Linked DNA regions of Homo sapiens: regions 1 and 2 are each linked to region 3. A link is a contact called in ENCODE Hi-C or POLR2A ChIA-PET data. All regions are on one chromosome and are shown on one strand. The core of a region is the stretch at or near the end of the contact, and the rest is flanking DNA. Distances in the headings are between cores, read along the strand shown. Region 1 holds the start of TAB2 (TGF-beta activated kinase 1 (MAP3K7) binding protein 2). Region 2 holds the start of SUMO4 (small ubiquitin like modifier 4). Region 3 holds the start of LATS1 (large tumor suppressor kinase 1).

Region 1 (2,700 bases), core at 111-2,610, 400 kb after region 3:
TGCAAAATTATATTGCCGTACAGTTGCTCTGAATACGATCTTAGCGTTCAAGAACTTTCCAATGAATAAGGGTACTCAACAGCCTGCACTGGGGGCCTAAATTTCGTGAACTACGGAGAAACCCCTGTGAGGCTGCAAATTCCCTCCGCTCTCCTGGAAAACCCTCTTATCAGAAACATTTGAAGAATTTATCCACAACAATTAAGCTGACTTGAAGAATGGAAACCTAACATCTCAAATATACTATATATGGAATGAAACATGGCCAAACACATAAATACAAACTCACACGGTCTCTGACACTTTGGTGTACGACTGTGCCTGAACATCTCACAGCATCAGCAACAGAAAGATCCACCTGTCACCTGTTCAGCACCGCCAAGAGACCCTTGCAGCCTCCCTGACTCAACCACAATCGTAGGGTTTGAGGTTGATGGGACCGAAAACCAGAAACATCCAGTGAAATTTAAGGGGCCACATATTCATAGTAGGGCTTGCCCCCCACTTCAAAGACGGCTGCAGAAAACCAAGATCCGCAAAGGAACGATGTTCTCCCTCCCGCCCGACCCCCACATAACTGCCCCGTGTCTGTCCCCAAAACCCCCGCCCCTGAGTCATCTTTAACTAGACCTCGGCTCCCCAAAAGGAGATTTTTCCTCCCCCGCCCCCACCTCACACATGCCTGGGGGCGGGTCAGGGGCGCCGACGCAGGGAGGGGCCCTCCCGAGCCCCTTGCGCCCTCCCCCACCCGGGGCTCTCCTAGGCGCTCGATTCCAATGAAGCTCCCCCTCCCCCCCCGCACGGACGCCCCGGAGCCCAGGCCCGGCCCGATGCTCCCCACCCCCACCGGACTGGGGGACTCGGGGGGCCTCCCTCTCCGCCACGCCACTGGGGGAAGGAAAGAGGCGGAGGGAGGAAGAGTGCAAGTTAGAAGCGAACGCCCCGCACGGGCCTCGCGAGGCGGCAGAGCCCCTTCCAGACGGAGGGGGGTGCGGGGCGATGAGGGGAGAGCCAGGTTGGGGATCCCGCCGAGGCCCGGCAGCGCTGTCCGCTTACCCTTTGCCGCCGCCGCTTCCCCCTCCTCCTCCTCGGCCGCCGCCGCCGCCGCCTCTCCCACTAGGGCAGCCGTCTCCACCGTCGCCTCCGCCACCACGGCCGCCGCCAGCGCCGCCGCCGCCTCCGGTTCCACCCGGCAGGGGGGACACCTCAGCCCTCCCTCCCTCCCCGCTCAGCCCCCTCCGCTCGCCCGCCGCCGCCAACTCCCTCCGGCCGCCGCCGCCGCCACCGCTCCTGGCTGAGGGGGAGGGGAGGGGGTCGGGCTGGGTCGCCCCGCCGGCGGCTGCAGCAGATCAAAAACGACGGCTGGGCGGCGTCGCCGCTCCCCAATCCTCAGCTCCGGCTCGCTCGGCCTCCCCACCTCCCTCTGCCCCCACCCCCCTCGCGCTCGCCTGCCCTCCCCCCACCCCCCCAGCTCTCGCTCGCTCTCGCCGCGGCTCCGCCAGCCCAGTCCAAATCAAAATACTGTCACACAATATGGCGGCGCGGCGGCCGGCAAACACCGCGAGATCTGCAGCCGCGGCTGAGGCGGCGGCTGTGACGAGGCCTCCCCTAGCCGAACGGCGGGGGAGCAGCAGGCGGCGGCGGCGGCGGCGGCTGCGGCTGCGGCCCGGGGATGCTCTTCCTCCGACCTGTACCCCTCCCCCGACACTCGCAGTCTCTACGCCTGTCTTGCTAGGGCTGGAGGGAGGACGCGGGCCGCCGCTGGGGCCGTGCGAGGGGGGTGCCGGTGCGGGCAGCCCGGGGAGGGCTGGGACCCCCTTTCTCCGCCTGGGCCCCCCATCCTTGGGGGTAGGTTGCGGGTTCCACCTCCCGCCACGGGGGCCGCTAGCAGTTTGGGCTGAGGGAAGAAAGGAACTGAGCTCGCGTCCCAGCTGCACCTAGCGGAGGGGCTGGCCGGGTCCGGAAGTGGGTGGCGGGACTTGCCGGGCGGCCGGCGGCGCCGCGCGGGTGGGGTCCGGGGGCCCGGCCGGACCCCGGGGCGCTGCGGCGGCCGAGAGGAGCAGGTGGGCCCGCGGCGGAGGCTGGCGCCGGGTCGCTGCGGTCCGGGACACACCCCCTTGGAGCCGGATCGCACCGCCGGCTAACGGGAGGGACCCGTGCAGAATCGTCCCTAGGGTGTGCGGGAGACGTCTTGGGAGCCTCACAACTGGCAACTTCGAGACTTGGAAAAAGTGTCGGCTTCTGACTTTTCTTGAGCAGTTGAGGGGGAAAAAAGAAATCTAAATGCTGCGAGGGTTTCGTTGTTTCGATTTTATTTTAATTGCACGTTCCTAGAAGTCCTAGAAGCAGAGCCAAAGACTAGCTTTGCGGGAAGAGGGGGGGCCTTCAAGTTTCTACCTCCTTAAATAAATATTTGTTTAGTGTCCCCCTAGGGAAAAAAAAAGCGTGTTTAATACTCAGACGTTTCTCACAATGTGAAATATTTATTTAAAAATTCTAGCGCTTCCATGGTGTCCAAAACACTAGGGCATTTTTCTGCCCCTGTCCAAAATGTCCATATCCCTGGCAGTTTCTTCCTTGAAACAATTCTTACTCCAGAGAAAAATCCTAAAGGACCATTTTTATACTTTTATTTCCAGTGTGAGCACTGTAGCTACAGTGAGAATTTTTTTTAAACCATCTTTTAAATAGTAGAGCCTT
Region 2 (2,700 bases), core at 1-2,500, 320 kb after region 3:
TTTTATATTTTTCTGTGGAATTGATCCTTTTACCATTACATAATAATCTTTGTCTCAAGTTTTAGACTTAAAAATCTATTGTTTCTGATATAATTATAGCCACTTTTGATTTCTTTTAGCTACCATTTATATAAAATCTTTTTCCATCCCTTCACTTTCTGCCTATGTGTGTCTTTAAATATAAAATGAGTCTCTTGTAGATAGTATATTATTGGATCCTGTTTTTATTTTTATTTCATTTTAAACAAAAAGTTTATTTAAATAAGAAGCCTGACTTGAAGGAAAAACTTTCTAGGATTCTTTCTTTTTTTTTTAGAGTAATTTATCCCTACTTAAAGACAGATTGCCCTACATGTAACAGCTATGTACACAAAAGTTATAAAATTGTCCTTGGTTTTACAATGATAAATGAAAAACATGAAAATCCTCCAATTGAACAAGGTATGTGAGAATTTTTTTTTGTTGTTGTTAAAACAGTGAGAGCAAAATAACTTACTAGAATATAAAGATAAGACCTGAATGAACATGCCACTAATGGATAAAGGGGGTATTTTCACAGAATCAGTATTTTTTCCCATCCTGTCTCCACTTGATGTCAATCAAAACATACCATTGGCTGTTTGGTTTGAAGAAAAAAGCAATATGCTTGTGTACACATACCAGTTACTTCATGTATAATAAAAGAATGTGGAAGGGGGAAACAAAAGAATAGAGAAAACTATACTGTAGTAGTCAGAATGTGGTGGAACCAAATTGCAGTTTTCTAATTGAGAATGCAGTAATCTTGGTCTTTAAAGAACAGCGTTCTGGAGTAAAGAAGCAGGTTCCCTTTTCAGTAGACACCTCCCGTAGGCTGTTGAAACACATCAATTGTATCTTCATCTTCCATTTCCAACTGTGCAGGTTTGTCTGTTCCACTGATTGGTTGCCCACCAAATCGGAATCTGATCTGCTTCACTGACAATCCCCGTGGTTCACAATAGGCTTTCATTAGTTTACTAAGTGGTGTCTGCCTCTTAATCTTAAACTGCACCACAGAACCATCCTGTCCCGCCACCTTCAAATTAATATGATTGTTGTTCTCAGTCTTGACTTCTTCTGTGGGCTTTTCGTTGGCCATGGTGAACACCGGAGTCTCCTCAGCTGCTGCTTCACAAAAGAGGTGGCGGGTCCGCACCTAACGAGTACACGAGCAGCAGGAAGAGCAGCAGGAGGTGACAGCGGTGGATGAGGGAGAGGGTGCGTGCACATCCTGGGCTCCCTCCCCTCCCGCTGTGTGCGCCAGCACGAGCTGTTGGGGCCTCCCATTGGCTGCTGCCAGATCCTGTTTTTAAAATCCATTCATACAACTCCTTGTGAGTGGTGAGTTTAATCCATTTCCAGTTAAGGTAATTACTAATAAGTGAGGACTTACTATTGGCAGTTTGTTGCTTCCTGTCTATTTGACAACTGTTTTGCTCCTCTTTTCCTCTTATTGTCTTGTTATTCGACAACGTTTAATCGTGATTTACTTTGATTATATTTGGTTATACTCTTCTATTTTAAGTTGATAACAACTTAACTTCAAATGCATACAAAAATACTACTGCATCTTTACAACCTCCACCCTCCCACACTTTTGTGTTCTTGCAGTTTTCTTCTTTTAATATTATGTATCCATTAACACATTTTTACCTTTTAACTTTCTTATTAGAGTTGAAAGTAAATTATATACCACGGTTAAGTGTTAATCTGTAAATATGTCTATATTTTTACCTTCAGCAGTGATATTTATGTACCTGTTTCCATTTCTACACACATTTTAATGCCTGGATCAAAACACACAGACATACTTTGAAATGTCTTAGTTTGGTGTGCATATATTCTGAGAATATCAATGATGTAAAATGATAGAAGGTAGAAAACTATTCACCTGGAATTTAGGGTATTTTGATTACTTAAAGTTATATATAAATTAAACTAAATACTCATGGGGGGGGGGAACTTCCCTAAGGTATCTTCCTTATCATTTGTCTAAAGTTTTAAATGATACAAATTTTTGTACTTAGTAATTGTTTTTTAACCAAGACTTGCTATTATTGGTTGGGAGTACATAGTGTTTCCTAAGCTCGTGCATATTACTTTTAAAAAGCTAAGAATATTACATCTTTGCATCCTTCCCAACCCCAAGCATGTAAATGAAAATAAGCAAACATCTTCTTAATGAATTCATTTAAGAATGCCAAAGTTTGAAGCAATTCTAGAGAGGAAGGTTGCTGAACAGGAAAAATTTTCTAAAATTTTGCTTTTCAAAAGTAACAGTTTTCACATTTAATGGATACACTAACCTTTGGGTTTTGGTGGCACAGGACCTACAAATCCAATATTGTCATAAAAGTTATGAATAGCGCTGGGGTTAAAATGTGGTCCTGAAATATATAAAAAGTAAATATATCAATGCTTATAGCTCAAAAACAACTTTACTTTTTAAAACAAGTATTTCTTTCTAAAAATAAACACGCTATAAGAAATGCTTTTCATTTATTTTGCCCCTCTAACCTCGAATTATATGTAAGATTTCAAAACATATTTCAAATATATTATCTTAGGTATAATGTAGTACTCATAAACACGGGTAAGTGGTAAACTGTGAAAGAAGTCAAATTAATGCTGGTAAGACATTAATAGAAGTAGAAGTAGATCCCTGTTCTATGTGGCAAG
Region 3 (2,700 bases), core at 70-2,569:
TTAGGGCTGAAAAGGTCTTTATGGGGCACCCTTACGTTGAAGAAAGTAAGCCCTGGGGCTCTTTAGTGACCCACCTTGGGTCACATTGCCTTCTACAAACTCTGTGCTTGTAGAAAATAGACTTTCAACCAAATGTTCTTGGAACATAATCTTTTTTTTTTTTTTTTTTTTTTTGAGACGGAGTCTCGCTCTGTCGTCCAGGCTGGAGTGCGGTGGCGCGATCTCGGCTCAATGCAAGCTCCGCCTCCCGGGTTCCTGCCATTCTCCTGCCTCAGCCTCCCGAGTAGCTAGGACTACAGGCGCCCGCCACCACGCCGGGCAAATTTTTCTGGATTTTTTAGCAGAGACGGGGTTTCACCGTGTTAGGCAGGATGTTCTCGATCTCCTGACCTCGTGATCCGCCCGCCTCGGCCTCCCAAAGTGCTGGGATTACAGGCGTGAGACACCGCGCCCGTCCGGAACATAATCTTTTAACGGGTTTTCACATTTGGATTTCTAGATACAGTAAGTAGCCAGTTATTACTTTAACGTCAGAAAAAGATGTCTTTAATTTTTTTGTACTCTGTAGTAGAAAAATTACGAAAGAAGGTACTTGAAAACACTAACTGTATATTTCCTAGAGGAAAAACTGGCAAAGGCGATCTTCACAAAGGGTGGACCGTACCTTATACATCAAACCCAACGATCCCATCCCACACTTTACATTCAGCTTAACCAGAAGTAAAACCTCTTGTCACACCGTCACCGGTATTCCAATTATGGCAATAACGATCTCCTTCTACGGATGCGGTTGACAGATAAGATCTCTAAACCGCTGCTAATCAATCGGTCCTGGCTCAAGCATTTCTTATCTGCCGGATTCAGAAAATACAGATGCTGGAAGCTCACCGGCTTGTTCGGGGAAAGAACGCTAAGCAAGAATAAAATTTTATTTCAAAGCGCCAAAAATCTGGAATTCTGAGGTCCACAGGGAGGTTTCCCAGAGCAACTCAGTTGTTCCCTTCTGAGAACGTAGCTCCGTGAAATGCACATCCCTACTCGGTCCAGAGAAATAGATCAATGGGGAAAAGGATTGAATCAACCAAGTAGGCTGGGCGGGAGACAGCCTTAACCCACGGGCGCGGGCGAGTCGTATGGGCAGGGGCAGGCGGGAGCGACGTGGGGCGACGCTCACGAACGATCAGAGCTGCGGGCGACGCAACGAAGCCCGGAGGCCGCAGGCTGCGCGCTCCCTCGCAGCAGCCGGGCGGGCAAAAGCCCCCAGTCCTCGGCCCCCGCGCAAGCGACGCCGGGAAATGCCCACATCCGGGAAACCTGCAGCGGAGTGCGGCGGCGGCGACACTGAGTGGAAGGCAAAATGGCGGCGGCGGCGGCGGTGGCCTGGTGTTAAGGGGAGAGCCAGGTCCTCACGACCCCTGGGACGGGCCGCGCTGGCCCGCGGCAGCCCCCCCGTTCGTCTCCCCGCTCTGCCCCACCAGGGATACTTGGGGTTGCTGGGACGGACTCTGGCCGCCTCAGCGTCCGCCCTCAGGCCCGTGGCCGCTGTCCAGGAGCTCTGCTCTCCCCTCCAGGTAGGTCCGGGGCTGGCGTAGCGGGTGCGCTCCTCCAGTGCTCGAGTTGGCGGGGCGGTGGCCGCCGGGGCCCACGCCCATCCCCGCTGGCGAGGGTCCAGAGGTTTGGACTGGCGGGCAGAGCCGGCCCGCTCCGGGCCTGACTTGGCTGGTTGCATTGACCCGAGCTGAGCCCTGCCCTGGGGAAGCGAGGGTTGGCCGCGCCCGGTGCTGCAGGAAGAGCCCCAGGCTTTTCGGCCTCGGAGGTGCAGGTTTGGCTGGGTAGAGCCTGTCTTTCTGGCGGCGTGTCTCCCACCCCACCCCCAACACGCGAGTCGGCGGTGTCCAGGAGGGAAGGAACGGGAAAGGTGGTTCTGAAGGAAAATTGCAGTAAAAGAGCTACAGTTCTTTGGATCCCAGAGGGCCTTGATCCTGGGTATACCTTAGAGAAATCCTGGGAGTCTCTTACGTCTAGTTCAGTGTGATTTTAGGTTACTGTTCATAGTTGGAAGAGGTGGGAGAGATGGAGAGGTCTTTATGGAGTAGGAGTGTGTATATAAATACAGCAAATGAAGGAACGACAATTAAGGGAACAGTGTTTTTTATAACCTGAAATAGCTTGTAGCTCAATGAATGCCTCAGATGACTTGATTTATCCCCATTCTGACTTCTCTGTCAATTTCTAAGGGAACAAAATTTAATGTTTGTCAACTCATATGTTAATACGGCTTTTAAAACATGTATCATCCTCCAGAAGTTATTCATAAATCTAGTGAACAATAAGTATAATCTCATGCACAGAAGTAATATTGTATAACTCCAGTTTTGGAAATGGATTTGAATGTTAGCGATCATGAAACTTGTTTGAACTTTATGAATTATTTATTGAAGGTTAATAAATTTATCAGTTTATCAGTTTATCAGAAGTTTCTGATAAACTTAATTTTTTATCAAATTTCCTCCATGAGGAAGAAAAGGTAGGACATTATAATTGGAGTGAATGTTCTGTGCTACGAAAACAAAGCTTATTATCTCTGACGGTAAAATGGGGTAGTTGATTCCTTAAGGCAGTGGAGGAATTTGATTGAACAGTAAAAGAAGTAGCATTGTGTTAGTCCAATTGGCTGCTACTGCAAGAAACTAGATCATG

Evidence for each region. A loop is a pair of places that touch in the nucleus more often than their neighbours do. ChIA-PET counts read pairs that join two places held with the same protein, here RNA polymerase II (POLR2A). Pooled maps may share reads with other maps.
Region 1: a map of B cell shows a loop between it and region 3 (7-fold over the local background). The contact joins the promoter of TAB2 here to the promoter of LATS1 in region 3. A Hi-C loop is called at or near these places in 2 of 168 maps with a recorded cell type or tissue (B cell and naive thymus-derived CD4-positive, alpha-beta T cell), 2 of 37 single-sample maps with no recorded cell type and 11 of 50 pooled maps.
Region 2: POLR2A ChIA-PET joins it to region 3 with 14 read pairs in activated naive CD4-positive, alpha-beta T cell. The contact joins the promoter of SUMO4 here to the promoter of LATS1 in region 3. POLR2A ChIA-PET finds 5 or more read pairs at or near these places in 3 of 52 experiments (CD8-positive, alpha-beta memory T cell, T-cell and activated naive CD4-positive, alpha-beta T cell).

The regions. Positions count from the first base shown.
Region 1 is chr6:149,316,372-149,319,071 of GRCh38, reverse strand. TAB2 (TGF-beta activated kinase 1 (MAP3K7) binding protein 2) reads right to left here and starts at 1,360. Exons shown (of 7, transcript NM_001292034.3): 1 at 1,057-1,360. RefSeq lists enhancers at 28-137, 298-477 and silencers at 568-1,467, 1,558-2,097, 2,148-2,217.
Region 2 is chr6:149,398,812-149,401,511 of GRCh38, reverse strand. It overlaps SUMO4 (small ubiquitin like modifier 4), which reads right to left and starts at 1,250. Exons shown (of 1, transcript NM_001002255.2): 1 at 234-1,250. The coding sequence starts at 1,120. The coding sequence ends at 833. TAB2 (TGF-beta activated kinase 1 (MAP3K7) binding protein 2) reads right to left here. Exons shown (of 7, transcript NM_001292034.3): 6 at 2,328-2,408.
Region 3 is chr6:149,716,720-149,719,419 of GRCh38, reverse strand. LATS1 (large tumor suppressor kinase 1) reads left to right here and starts at 1,319. Exons shown (of 8, transcript NM_004690.4): 1 at 1,319-1,571. LOC645967 (a long non-coding RNA gene) reads right to left here and starts at 1,799. Exons shown (of 1, transcript NR_134652.1): 1 at 524-1,799. RefSeq lists a silencer at 1,440-1,829.